Regions from separate parts of the Homo sapiens genome. Here regions 2 and 3 are each linked to region 1. A link is a contact called in ENCODE Hi-C or POLR2A ChIA-PET data. All regions are on one chromosome and are shown on one strand. Each heading gives the region's core, a stretch centred on a gene start or an enhancer-like site at or near the end of the contact. The rest is flanking DNA. Distances are from core to core; before and after follow the strand shown. Region 1 overlaps KIRREL3 (kirre like nephrin family adhesion molecule 3). Region 2 overlaps KIRREL3 (kirre like nephrin family adhesion molecule 3). Region 3 has its middle 61 kb from the start of ST3GAL4.

Region 1 (4,129 bases), core at 471-2,970:
GGCTGTAATCAGTGTTTAACCAAGGGGCCCAGCTTGCTCCTGTCTTAGGGGCAAAGACATTAGTGATGGCTGCACCTACCACAGCGCTCAATCTCATCCACAACATGGGAGCATCCACACTGAGAAGTCAGGCTTATCGAAACCCACAAAAGCACTATGCCTTAATTCTACAAATTATGCATGTATTTATCACTTGAAAGGTATGAAAACCTAAGTTGATGTTAAAAAATCATATCTCCTTGGGTCTGTAGCAATACATCATATTATATATAATATAGTATTAATACACATAATAATACATATATACATATATATAATACAAATAATAATATAATATGATGTAACAATACATATCTTATAACATATGATGTTATAACATATGACGTTATAAAATCATATTTCCTTGGGTCTATGCAATATTGTTACATTGTTAAAATACATGTAACAATACATTCCCCATCTGGTGTCATAGGAATGTCTTGGCAGCTAGCTCCCCATTCTTTATAACATGCAGACATCAGGAAGGCCTTGCACACCCTGCAATTGATTACAATGGCTGCCTGGCATCCAATGCAGGAAAAGATTTTGAAAAGGGGAACTATCCTTGATTAGTAATGTCTGCCATGTCACAGAGATGAAGAATGGAATAGCCTTTCTATGTATTTGCAATCCCTTTCTTAGATTATAAACTCCTAGGAGGCAGAGAATGTATCATTTTAGTTCTCTGTGTAAATGTACCTAACCTATGTCATGAGTGGATGATGGTGAAGAATGTTTATGCAAAAACGTAATAATTCAGCTAGTTAATTAAAATCCGGTAACTGCCCTCCACCACAAGCTTGCTTATCACCCTGTCAGAGGAACAAGCAGCTTAGTTTACAAAGACTTCACTCCTTACGCTAAAACTACCTGGATGGTCTAAAGCACTGTCGTAAATATTCGGCACCAAATTGCCAAAATAAATGCAGGGGGAGGTACCATGGTGTGGCAAAGTCTTCTCATCTACTATTAAATCATGTTTATTTGCTTACTTGCAATTCACTGGATCTGCCCAGCATCTGGGGATGTTGCTGAGGCCCAAATGGACACACACATGGGAGGGAAGCACCATGATGAGCGAGTAGGCAATGAACATTTCTTTTGCCTCAGTAACATCCATCTCCCTCAAGTCGTGTGTCCTTCAACTGCCATACCGTGAGTCTCTGTCTTCCCTCTGAGAGGCATGCATATCATTATGGGCCAATCTCGTATTTCTGAGAATGCACAAAACCAGTTTCCCAGGCAGCAGTAAACATGCCAGAGATCAGTGTGGAGTCTTATGGAAACCCAGCTTGGAGAGATGAGTCACAGCATCTAAATTCTGCTCCATCACTGTAAGATGTGTCATCACACACCAAGTGAAATCGAGTTCAACAATTACCAAAGCGTGCAACTGGGGTGGAGGAGGGAACAGAAATGCCACTGTTTTTACCATCTCGTTCTTCAGAAACGCCACCTCAATTCTAAAGTCCATGCCTAAGGTTAGACAATGAGTGGAGTGGCAGAAAAGTATTGGTTGCCAATGGAAATAGTGGCAACCACCTCACTATTGGTTTCTAGTGTGAGTGGTTTCTAGTATATGGTTTCTAGTATGTGGTATACATATATGGTTTCTAGTATGAGTGGAAGCAACTCATACTAGAAACCAGATTGCACCAGGTGATCATTACTCACTCCCCACACAGCCTACAACTGAGCAGTGCTCTAAGAGAGGCAGGATAGGTGTGGAGGTGCTACGTGGTTTGGAAAGATTTTTGTTGTTTGCAGGTTTTTCCTTGTTTTTTTTTAATTTTTTTATTGTGGTAAAATATATACAACATGAAATTTGACATTTTAACCACTTTTAAGTATACGGTTTAGTGGCATTAACTATATTGACAATGTTGTGCAACCATCACCACTATTTATTTCCAGAACTTTTTCATCACTGTAAACAGAAATTCTGTACCCATTAAGCAATAACTCCCACTTCCTTCCGTCTCAGTCCTGATAACCTTTAATCTATTTTTTATTTTTATGAATTTGCCTATTCTGAATACTTCATATAAGTGGAATCGTACAATATATATCCTTCTGTGTCTGGTTCATTTGATTTAGCATAATATTTTCAAGGTGAATCTTTAACATACTGTGTATCAGAATGTTATTCCTTTTTATGGCTGAATGATATTCCATTGTGTGACTATATCATATTTTGTGTTTGCATTCATCTGTTAGACACGTGGGTGACTTCTACTTTTTGGTTATTATGAATACTGCTGCAATGAACATTGGTGTACAAGTTAAAAGAATTTACATGTATAGGGTGACCAACTGTCCCCGCAGAAACAGTCGTAGGAGAACCAAGCTGGGGGACATCCTGTCCCCTTTTGATTATGCCTTACAGCTGAAGAATCAGGCATGAAGAGAGTCTGGGACACTGGACTAGGCACATCACCCTTCTAACCCCTTTCTTTCTGCAGGTGCATATGTGAGAAGTTTGGACCATGTAACTAATGCTTTATCCAGCTCCAAAATCTCTTTTCGAAACCTAAATTCATACTTAGAAAGACTCCAGCTAACCTTCATTCTAAGTTAGAATATCCCCAGGTTGGAACTTCCTGTCCCGTGATCTACATTAGCAGGTTTTTTGTTTGTTTGCTTTTTAAGGGATAGCAAAGACTTCTGCAGTTAAATCACACAGCCTGGCTTTCTGTACCGATCAGTTGAGTTTGATACCCTAAACATAGTCTCGGAGGATGTTAAGAAGTGTCTTTCTCTCTCCCTCATATTCCTTCATTTTGCAGTTCGTAAACTATGGCCTTTCTGAGTTGTCCTCACAGTGTGGTCCCAGGGCCGGCAGTACTGACATCACCTGGGTACGTGTTAAAAATGCAGATTCTGGCGGCCCACCCTTGGCCTACAGAAGTGACACTTTGAGGATGGGGCTCAGCAATTTGTGTTTTAATAAATCCTTTGGGTGACTCTGATATATGCCTAACTCAACCTTCAGAAGCACTGGTCTATATGAAAACAGCACATTCTGAGACTCAGGTGATCTGAAACCTACTCCAGTTTTACCACTGACCAGCCATAAGATCTTAAGTTATTCCATATCTGGGCTCATCTGCTTTATAAATAATCTAAGGATCACCCTACCTTTGCTACTCATTCAGGGTATCATTAGAACGCTATTAATCACTAGGTGTGGAAGCACTGTGAAAGGCTGTATATGTTTTACATATGATTAGAATTTTATTCACTCCTTCATTCAACAAATATTATGCATCATCTACTATGTGCTGGAGACTGTTCTGTGGCTGGGGGAGGTTGCACGAAGAGAGCAGATGAGGCCCTGCTGTCATGAAGCCTATATACAGACTGGAACCTTTGTGAAGAATTTTTTTTACATTTGCAAATGGTTATGTGACCCATTTCAAGACTAGGTTCAGATCTGTTAAGAGAATAAGAGAATGTGAAATGCTCTTACCTAAAGGTAAGATCACTTTATGTCAGAAATAACAAAGAATGGGTTGACTACAATGTGACTAAAACAGTTATCAGCTACCAGGAGAGAACTTACAAAGAGATTTTGAAAATACAAAGCTGAGCCTTGGCCTGATGAGGGCAGGAGAGTTAGATGAGTGGTACTTTAGTGCTCATTCAGCTTCCAACACTACAGTTCCACTCTTCATGTGAGTCAATGATACTGTCTCGCTTGGACAAAACTGGATTCTACAGAGAGGCAAAGGAAGCCTATGATGCCTGAATTCATCTCTCAAATCACAGTTGACCACGTCTCTCCTGTCTGAGATCTGGGCCCGATGAGGATACACAAATCTTCATCAGCTTGATGGATCTCAGGACGAATGTTTAGAATTGGGGATTTAATCCTTAGCCACCATTATTTACAAGCAGCGAGCTTTAAAAAAAAAATACAGAGCTGAAATTCAATTTCCTAATTTTAATGAAAAGAAATGAAAAATATGCTGGGAGTGGGGGAAGAATGGCTCAGGAGAGTTATTGGACTTCAAAAACCCTCAAAAATCTTTTAATGATGTAAGTGTAAAGGAATCAGAAACATACTGATGAAATTCCCCTTGATATCCAC
Region 2 (4,492 bases), core at 421-2,920, 450 kb after region 1:
GGGCACCCCATATTTAGCACCAGTGCTTGGGCCCCCACCCCTTGTCTGCCCTCCAGCCCACCCATTTCCGAGAGCTCAGCCTGGCTCTCCACTGCCCAGAGGAGGCCCTGGGGGCTTTGGAAAGAGCAGAGTGGCCAGCCACTGCCACCCAAGCAGGAAAACCATGGGGTGGGGTACACTGTGTACAACCATACCTGGGAAGACCGGCCTCCCAGGCCGGTGCTGGGGAACTAGAGAAGTGAGTGCCAAATCCCTGCCCTTAGGGAGGGGCAGTGGGGGTGGGTGCACAGCCCTGAGGCGGCACCTGAGCAGGCAGCGTCCAGAGAGAACCTGGGGCCCCGCAGAGTCACGGCAGTCAGTGGACAGAGGCCCATGAACACCCAAAGACAAAAACAGGTACGCGCACATACCCACGGGGGTGTATGCCCTGGCACGCTCGTTCCCGGACACATGCTGCACACACGCCATCTATATGCCTGCCCCTGGCCCATATCTGCACACACAGGAGCTGGGTCCTCGGGGACTCTTGGGAGCCACCATGGCAGTCACATGGGCAACCTGGGCGAGCCGGGGGCTGGCAGCACGTTAGTGCTCACCACACTGGAGGGAGGCCTTGGAGGCGGTGGCTCCCACAGTGAGTGGCCCACCATGAATAACTCACTTCCTTCTGGAGCTCACCTGCAAGGCATGAAGCTTTCTGAAGCAGGAGGTGGGAGGTTCAATGCCCATGGTGTGTCCCCAGAGCCAAGCTCAGTGAAGGGAAGCAGGGAAGGGAGGGGCGGAGTGGAGCTGCGACTAGAACCTGCAGATGATAGAATGTTCTCCTGGACAGTACCTTCAAGGCTGCAAAGTCCAGAGGCTCCATTTGCATATGAGAAAAGTGACAATTAGGGGAGATTCATTTCTGAAAAGGAGTGAAGCAAAAGAAACAAGAGAGGCGAGATCAGAAAGGAATGGGGGAAGAGAAACCCGGGGGTGCAGATCCCCCGTGCCCCTCCACATCCCGCCCTGTCCTGCAGGTGCAGGGCTCCCTCCAGCCTTCCCCCTGGGCCCCCCAGCTCTGTCCCACCTTCCTCCCCTCAGTCGTCCTGCAGCAGAGCTGGCAGACCCAGCCTTCCTCCCTGGGATACCCGCTGCACGGGGCCTGGGGTCCCCCGCGAGCTAGGGGCCCAGGAGGTGCTGGGACCTTCCACGGGGACAGAGAGGGTGTTGGTGCTGGGGCACGTGCCTTCCCCTCACCCTCCTTTTGTTTAATGAACACATCTCCCTTTTTCTCTAATTAGGTGGAACAAACAACTTGAACCAGAATTTTTATTTCCCAGAAAAGCACACGCCTGGACCCAGTAAATATGTCATTAATCATCATTCCGAGGCGGAGGAGCACGCTGGGTGCAGGGAGGAGGGGGAGCAGTCAGAGGGCCTAATTAGAGCTGGGTCCCCTCCCTCCCCTGCCACTGGCACCCACCGCCCAGAGCCCATCCGTTGGAAGGGCTCCTGGCAGAGTCAAGCTTATGTAAATGTCCCTTGTTAGCACAACGGAAATGTAAAGAAGAGAAGAAGAATACCAACCTGCTCCTCACCACCTCCCCGCCCCTGCGCGCCCTACCCGAAGTCTTAGTTTCATCCAGGAAATTGTTCTTATTATCACTTGGCTATTTATAGACTCGATGAGGTCTGCTGAAGAGCCCAAGGCAGGGTGGTAAAGCGGTGCCAGCTGCTGCTCCCTCCCTGCCCGGGCTTTGGCTTGGGGTTCAACTTCACTCCTCTGCAGTGGTCCTGCCCCCGGCTTGCTGCATCTGGCCACGTCACTCTCCTCCAGCCCCTCTGCCCAGGGCCGTGGCTGGCACCCTGAGTCCCAGGCCTGCAGCTGCACCGCGTGGCTCTCTAGAATGTCACAGTCCGGCTTTGCCTCCAGCAAGATGTGCTGTTCTATATAGAGGCTCTGGCCCTGTTCTCCTGACGCCACGAGGTTTGCCCCAAGTTGAGAAAAACCTCACTGAATTAAGGACCCAGAATGTGGGGTTCTAGGAGCTTACAGGTTTCTCCCTGTGGCCCTAACTGTTCCCATCTGTCCTGCCAAGAGCACGGTACCCACCGTCCAGCACCCCCGGGGCTGCAGCAGAGGCTGTGGCTCAGGGTTCACCCATTCTTAAGTGCAAATCCTAGCTCCACCCAGCAAGTTCCCGGCTCACTTGGAACACAGGTTTCTCTTTGGCTAATCAAAGATAATGCTGCTGTCTTCCGGGGCCCTCATAAGAATTAGAGACATTGCCATTGTCACTTTATGGGAGGTTTTGAGGGAGGAGTGGTCTGTTCATCTACTCCCTGGCTCCAGTCGGGGGAAACAGGACTGCACCCATAGTGAGGTTCCTTCCTAGTACCTCCTAGTAGCAGAAGCCTTTGCATACTGACCAGACCCCAATCCCAACCTGGAAGTGCACCCCCACACACACTCAGCACACCCTCCCCGGGGTGCACCTGACTTAGTGCGCCCCAAAGTGATGGGGAAGTAGCTGCAAAGAGGAACAGGAGAGGGAAGGAGGTAGCAGCCACAATGGGGAACTAGCTTCGGAATGACATTGTGGCCCAGTAGAGAAAAGCAATGACCTGGGAAGGTGGGAGACCAGCAGTTAAGATGGGTTTGCTTCCTAGGGCTGCCATTACAAAGCACCACAATTCGGTGCATGACACAACAGAAATCAATTATCTCACAGCTGTAGAAGCCAACAAGTCTGGAATCAAGGTGTCAGCAGGGCTGTGCCCCTCCAAAGGCTCCAGGGGAAAATCCTTCCTTGCCTCTTCCAGCTCCTGGCAGCTCCTGGCATTCCTTGGCTTGTGGCAGCATCCCTCCAATCTCTGCCTCCACCTTCACCTGGCCTTCTCTGTTTCTCTCTGTCTTCTCCTCATCCTCCTCTTCTCCTCCTCCTCCTCTTCTCTTTCACTTTCTCTTTATCCTTCTCCTTCTTCTTTTTCTTTTTCTTTTTCTTCTTCTTCTGAGGCAGGGTCTCACTCTGTGGCCCTGGCTGGAGTACAGTGGCACAACCTCAGCTCACTGCAGCCTCAACCTTCCGGGATCAAGTGATCCTCTCACCTTAGCCTCCCAAGTAGCTGGGACTACAGGCACAAGCCACCATGCCTGGCTAATTTTTTTTTAATTTTTTTCTTTTTTTTTTTTTTTTTGGTAGTGACAGGATCTTCCTATGTTGCCCAGGCTGGTCACCAAGTCCTAGGCTCAAGCAATCCTCCCACCTCAGCCTCCCAAAGTGCTGGGATTACAGACATGAGCCTCCACACCCAGCAGACTCTCTTCTCTTCTTCCAAGGACACCAGTCATTGGGTTTAAGGCTCACTCTGAATCCAGTATGACCTCATCTCAAGAGCCTTAACTAATTACTAATTGCTTAACTAAACTGCAAAGACCCTATTCCCAAATAAGGTCATATTCTGAGGTTCCTGGTAGACAAGAATTTGGAGAGGACACCATTCAACCTGCTGTAGGAGACTAGTACTTATTTCAGGACCAACTTGAAATGTGAGTTTGGTCAAGCTCCATAGCCTCTGTCTAGCCCACCTATTTCCTCCCCTATCCAATGGGAGATAATGGTATCTGTCCCACCTATGGTTTGATTGAGACTCTAATGAGATCAGGGAGTGAAACGCTTTGGAAAGTTGAAAGGATTTATATAGGCAAATAATCGAAAGGTTGATGTGCACTGATTCTGCCCATATCCCCACCCACTCTGACTCCCATTCCCCAAACTGTGCCTCCTCTGCAGACTGTCCCCGCTCAGGGGCCACAGTCCCTGCTGGTTGCAAACCATCTCGTTGCTTCCTACAGAGCCTGAGACTGTCACTCAAGCACCAGAGGCAAAAAGATGTGAGTTCATTTCAACATGGGACCTCCCTGAAGCCTGGTTTCCATGAAACCCATCCTGCTTTCTTTTGTGCTTTTAGCATGTGAATCCAGGCTAATTTTCACATGGTGGAAAACTGTCTAGTTCCTTTTTCCTTCCACAGCCCAGCACTTAGCCAGGCCAGGGAGCCAGGGGGTAACCCCCGAGCTCTGCGTAGACATGGGCAGCCCAGGTCTCCTAAGCTGAACCCCTCCATCCACAGCTCCCCCTTCTGTCTAAGCTGGTGCTCGTTTACCCCCAACCCAGGCTGGCCACCCCAGCCAAGCGACATGGAGCTTTCTCTCCCCTTTCCCTTTCTCCCAAGACCCTGCTTCGGGACGGCAAGCGGGAGAGCATCGTCAGCACCCTCTTCATCTCCCCTGGTGACGTGGAGAATGGCCAGAGCATCGTGTGTCGTGCCACCAACAAAGCCATCCCCGGAGGAAAGGAGACGTCGGTCACCATTGACATCCAGCGTGAGTACCCACCCCCTCCCCCAACCCAGCCCTGCCAGGCCCAGGGTGAAACACCCAGCAACCCTGACCATAGCCTGGCCCATCTGATAGCAGGAAATGGGTCAGGCAGCTCTGTGGATTGGC
Region 3 (4,350 bases), core at 1,358-3,857, 500 kb after region 1:
TTGTGACATTAATGGGCATTGCACTTCAGAGAAATACTAAAAGAAGAAGGCAAGTAGAGATAAAGTGATGCAGACAAGGATTTAAGCAGAATTTTCAGATAAGAGCTTCCTATTTGACTTTTAACAGAAATTAAAAGTTTATCTAGCTCTCCTGCCATGCAAGGGCTCCATCAGTGCAACATAAATTCACTGAGAAAAAGAGCACAGACCTGAAGGCTATCTCCAACCAGACTCCACCAGCTCCATGCTTAGTAAGAAGAGAAACGGGGAGACACTCCTTAAGTGTGAAAGTTGGTGATCTGTGTAAATAGTGTTTTGGGAAGACTCAGAATGATAGATGGCTCTGGACTAGCTCAGTTCAGCAATTCCAACTCCAATCCCCTAGGGTTGTTTCAACATCTGAGCCTGCTCTCATTCTCTCCACCCAACACCACTCTCCCAGCCTTCCAAGGCTCTTGAGAGGAAGCTATGTCTCTGTTCAGGTGGTGTGTGTTTAAATTGTTACCTTTCCCTGGGAACCCAAAATGGGGCAAAAAACAGCACCCGCCTCCCAAAGTTCATTTTTCCCTGAAAAATTCTTGCCAAGCCCTGTTGTAATAACCCTCTTAGCACTGGGGTCTCTCCCACCTGCTTCACACCATCTGCAGTCCCTTTAAGTGAAGAAGTGGAGCCTTCCCATACATTTGAGCTTCTCAAAAATCTGTCATCTAATGAGACTCAAGGTTCATCTCTTCTTATTTATTGGGCACAGGATCCCAAAAATCTCTAACAAGAGAGATAAACTCAATGAGATTGAACTGGACAGGAAAACCAGCTATAACTACAGACAGACACACACCCACACGCACACCACGCGCATACCCCTCCTTAAACTTTTAAGTCAGAAAGGTCTGATTTCTTGGAACCACATCTAGTACAGAATTATGGGAATGTTGGAAACTAACAGTTTTCCGAAGCTATAATGAAGACTTCAAAAAGGTTGGAGAGATTAGAATAGAGCTGACAAACTCAGGTTATACTTCTCAACCTTTGTTTAGGAATCTACTGTGGCATGCTAGGTACCATTGAAATGGATAATGTCTCCCAAGAAATCTCTTTCCCCAAGAATCCCTAAAGGTGTCCGACTTCAACTTGAAAACCGCTAATAGCCGAGCGCGGTGGCTCACGCCCGTAATCCCAACACTTTGGGAGGCCGAGGCAGGTGGATCACCTGAGGTCAGGAGTTTGAGACCAGCCTGGTCAACATGATGAAACCCCATCTCTACTAAAAATACAAAAATTAGCTGGGCGTGGTGGCAGGCGCCTGTAATCCCAGCTACTCGGGAGGCTGAGGCAGGAGAATCCATTGAACCCGGGGGTCGGAGGTTGCAGTGAACTGAGATCCTGCCATTGTACTCTTGCCTGGGTGACAAGAGTGAAACTCTGTCTCAAAAAAAAAAAAAAAAGAAAGAAAGAAAAAGAAAACCACCAATATAAAGCAGTTTAAACACTATTCATCGTTTGATTATGCAAAGCCTGTGTTGCAGTCATTTCACTGATGTCTTACCTTCCCCTACCTACCTTGTGGGTGATTTGAAGACAAAGACTTTTCTGTAACCAGCCATGTTACTCACTACCTGGCCAAGTATTTGGCCCTACAAATGTACCTAACCTGTTTCATACCCTCTGGCATTTTCCACGATGCAAGGCAGCTTTCCAATTAATATTGATATCATACTTTACACTCTACAAAATGTTTTTATGATCATTTTCCCATTAGGTCTTTAAAACCTCATTGTGAGAGAGACATGCATGATCACTGCTTTGCAGATGGAGAAGCAGAGGTTTACTCGGCTAAACGACAGAGCAGGGAGTTGAACTCACGGTCCAACTGTCCCTATTTGGTGTGCATCGCACCTTACTGTCTCCCACAAAAACCTGTTCCAAGCTCAAACTCCTCGTAGGCTAGGCAGCCTCTGGAGGAAAGCAACGGAATGCATTTGTGTCCTTGGAAAATGTAAATAAAATCCTTGGCATCCAAAATTAAGGCACACCATGTGATGTGAACACAGAGTAACATTTATAAGTGTTCCCGCACTAGAGACCTTGACTCTTATCCTGCCCAGCAAGGTGACGAAGCGGGGAGTCCCTTCTCTCCTCCGGGCCTCAGTTTCCCCTCTGTGGACTTCCAGGATCTAAATTCGATGGGACAGAGCTCTTCCACTCCCTCGCAACCTAAGGCAGTTTCACCCCAGCCTCTGCGATGAACCCAAAGCAGGTGGCATGACCGAGGCCCAGCGAGAGTTCGGAGGGGCGCGGCCCCCTAGTCCGCCCAGCCTCCCCTGAGCCGTCGCCAAGCCTTGAGCCGCTTGCCAGGGAGGGGCCGGCCTCGCCTGAGGCGGGGCGCCGGGGCCAGCATCCCGAAAAGCGCGGGGAGGAGGCCGTCAACCTGGACGAAGCGCGACAGGCCCTGCGAGATTCCGGGCGGGTTCCCACGGCCGCGAGGGTCGGCGCGGCGCCCATGCGGACAACGCTTGCACGGCCCTGACGCCAGGGCGGGGCGAGCTACATCAGTAGCTCCTCCCTCCCCTGCCCTGCCCGCCCCTCCGGAGAGGAAACTGCGCGTGCGCCTAATTGACGCCGCTGAAGGACACTGGGGCTTAGCGCAGGCTTTACACGCAGGCCGTAGAGTCAAGAGGCCCGTGCGATGATCCTGCTGTCCCCAGCAGCCTGGGTGAGACCCAGGAATCTCTATTCCCAAGTCTCCCTAGGTAATTCTGAGACAAGCGGTTCTCCTTAGCTGGACCCACCCTTTTGTTGCAGAGAAATGACTGGCCCACGTTCTTACAGAAAAAGGCGACAGAGGCTGGTGGAGAACCCAGATCTCCTGACTTGCCCTCAAGCACGTGCCCTACTGTGCTCTTTCCCCTCCTCATTTCCAGGGTATGGTTTAATCAGTCCCAGGCAGGCTGGCAGGCAGTTCATTCCCGTTGGTTGGGCTAATTGAAGACTGAAAGTCCCTTTCCCAGAAAACCAAAGAACCCCATCCAACAGCCCCACATCAAAGCCCCATTCTCAGCTCCGACCCTTGGCCAGTATTGCCTCAATCTGCGTAGGATGTTGGGCACCCTGGAGAAAGCTATCCCCACCCCCCCAAGCAAACAATGGTCTATTTGGGTATACACACACCCCGCATTCACAGTCTTCTCAGTATGTGAGCAGGAAGGACTGTCCGCACACAGAATCACAAACAACCCACCAAGAATGTAAAATGCTCCCATATCTACATGTGTGCGTGTGTGGAGTTTAGACGGGTCTGACCCACCCCTGTGTGCCGGATTCTAGCTTGAGTTTAGGCACGTTCAGTAACAGGCAGTGGCCTCAGTCCAGGCCAGCTGGATCATGTATGCAGACAGCCATTCTCAATGGCCCCGGATGGGAAAACGGACACTCCCTTGCATCTCCACATGAGCGGCAGCTGGGGACGCATCGGGGTGAGCAGAGTTGAGATCCCCACACGCTCACAACCCCTGCTGTCTGCAAGCTCGCTCCCCAGGACACAGCCTTCAAGACAAAGTTTGCCCGTGTGGAGGGGAGTGGGCTTGGGGCTGCAGATGCTGGGGCTCTACTCGCTCTCAGAACCCCCCTCTCCCCTGGCAAAGCAGCCAGGCTGCTGAGAGAGCAGCCCTTCTGTTCCCTGGGAGGGTCCTTGGGGCCATTCTGGGGGATGAAGTGGGTGTCCACAAGGCCATTCCAACGCTCTGTGGAGAACCATGTCATCTTCCTCTGTTCCTCCCAAACTGCTGCCCCTCTTTATCTGTCCTGTCCCAGCCTGGCTTGTCTCAAAACCTCAAGGCCGCAACTCTTTCCGAGAAAGCCAGGAATACAGCTGCCAGTTCCATTCCCCAAGTGGGGAGTTCCAACTCTCCCTCCTGGCTCCAGATGTAAAGGAACAGCTGTGGGGTGGCAGGAAGCCCAGTTGGCAGCTAAGCAGGATCTGGGAAGATGGAGAACGAAGGCGGGAGAGACAGGCAAACGGCAGGATTGTTAGGATGCTAAAGACCTAGGAAAGAAGCCGTTTCATCCCCTGGCCCAGCAACTGGCTGTTAGGCCTTGCCAAATCCCTTCCACACTGCCCTCCAGGCCTGCCCATCCCATCCTGGCAGCCTGGGCCGCTGGCAAGACCTTCCATAAACTCCATTTTCTGGTTCCCACTTAATCTGAGAAGGGAAACTTGGCTTTCTTTGTCTGACCCCACCCCTGTCCTTAAAACACATACCTCCCAAGCATGAGATTTGGGTAACTGAAGAATGGTGGGGAAGAGAGGAAGGAAGGTGGGAGAGGACTCTGGCACTCTCGTCTGGCATCCTC

Evidence for each region. Hi-C counts contacts between places; a loop is a spot of excess contacts on that map. ChIA-PET counts read pairs that join two places held with the same protein, here RNA polymerase II (POLR2A). Pooled maps may share reads with other maps.
Region 2: a loop to region 1 is called in a pooled map, with 8 times the contacts of the local background. The contact joins two enhancer-like sites. A Hi-C loop is called at or near these places in 2 of 37 single-sample maps with no recorded cell type and 3 of 50 pooled maps.
Region 3: a pooled map shows a loop between it and region 1 (3-fold over the local background). The contact joins two enhancer-like sites. A Hi-C loop is called at or near these places in 5 of 37 single-sample maps with no recorded cell type and 4 of 50 pooled maps. POLR2A ChIA-PET finds 5 or more read pairs at or near these places in 1 of 52 experiments (Panc1).

The regions. Positions count from the first base shown.
Region 1 is chr11:126,915,187-126,919,315 of GRCh38, reverse strand. The region is part of intron 1 of KIRREL3 (kirre like nephrin family adhesion molecule 3); the gene reads left to right. The region is part of intron 2 of LOC105369559 (a long non-coding RNA gene); the gene reads left to right. Among named protein-coding and RNA genes, the nearest start is that of KIRREL3-AS2, 23 kb to the left of the region's middle. RefSeq lists an enhancer at 1,503-1,552. Within about 2 kb of position 1,720, at least 2 of the 41 ENCODE cell types and tissues checked have a DNase peak (open chromatin) inside an H3K27ac peak, as active enhancers do.
Region 2 is chr11:126,463,034-126,467,525 of GRCh38, reverse strand. KIRREL3 (kirre like nephrin family adhesion molecule 3) reads left to right here. Exons shown (of 17, transcript NM_032531.4): 6 at 4,219-4,369. Among named protein-coding and RNA genes, the nearest start is that of KIRREL3-AS1, 79 kb to the left of the region's middle. RefSeq lists enhancers at 135-682, 683-1,232, 1,780-1,839. Within about 2 kb of position 1,670, at least 7 of the 41 ENCODE cell types and tissues checked have a DNase peak (open chromatin) inside an H3K27ac peak, as active enhancers do.
Region 3 is chr11:126,414,893-126,419,242 of GRCh38, reverse strand. No RefSeq gene overlaps it. Among named protein-coding and RNA genes, the nearest start is that of ST3GAL4, 61 kb to the right of the region's middle. RefSeq lists silencers at 2,289-2,458, 2,559-2,688 and an enhancer at 2,455-2,749. Within about 2 kb of position 2,607, at least 28 of the 41 ENCODE cell types and tissues checked have a DNase peak (open chromatin) inside an H3K27ac peak, as active enhancers do.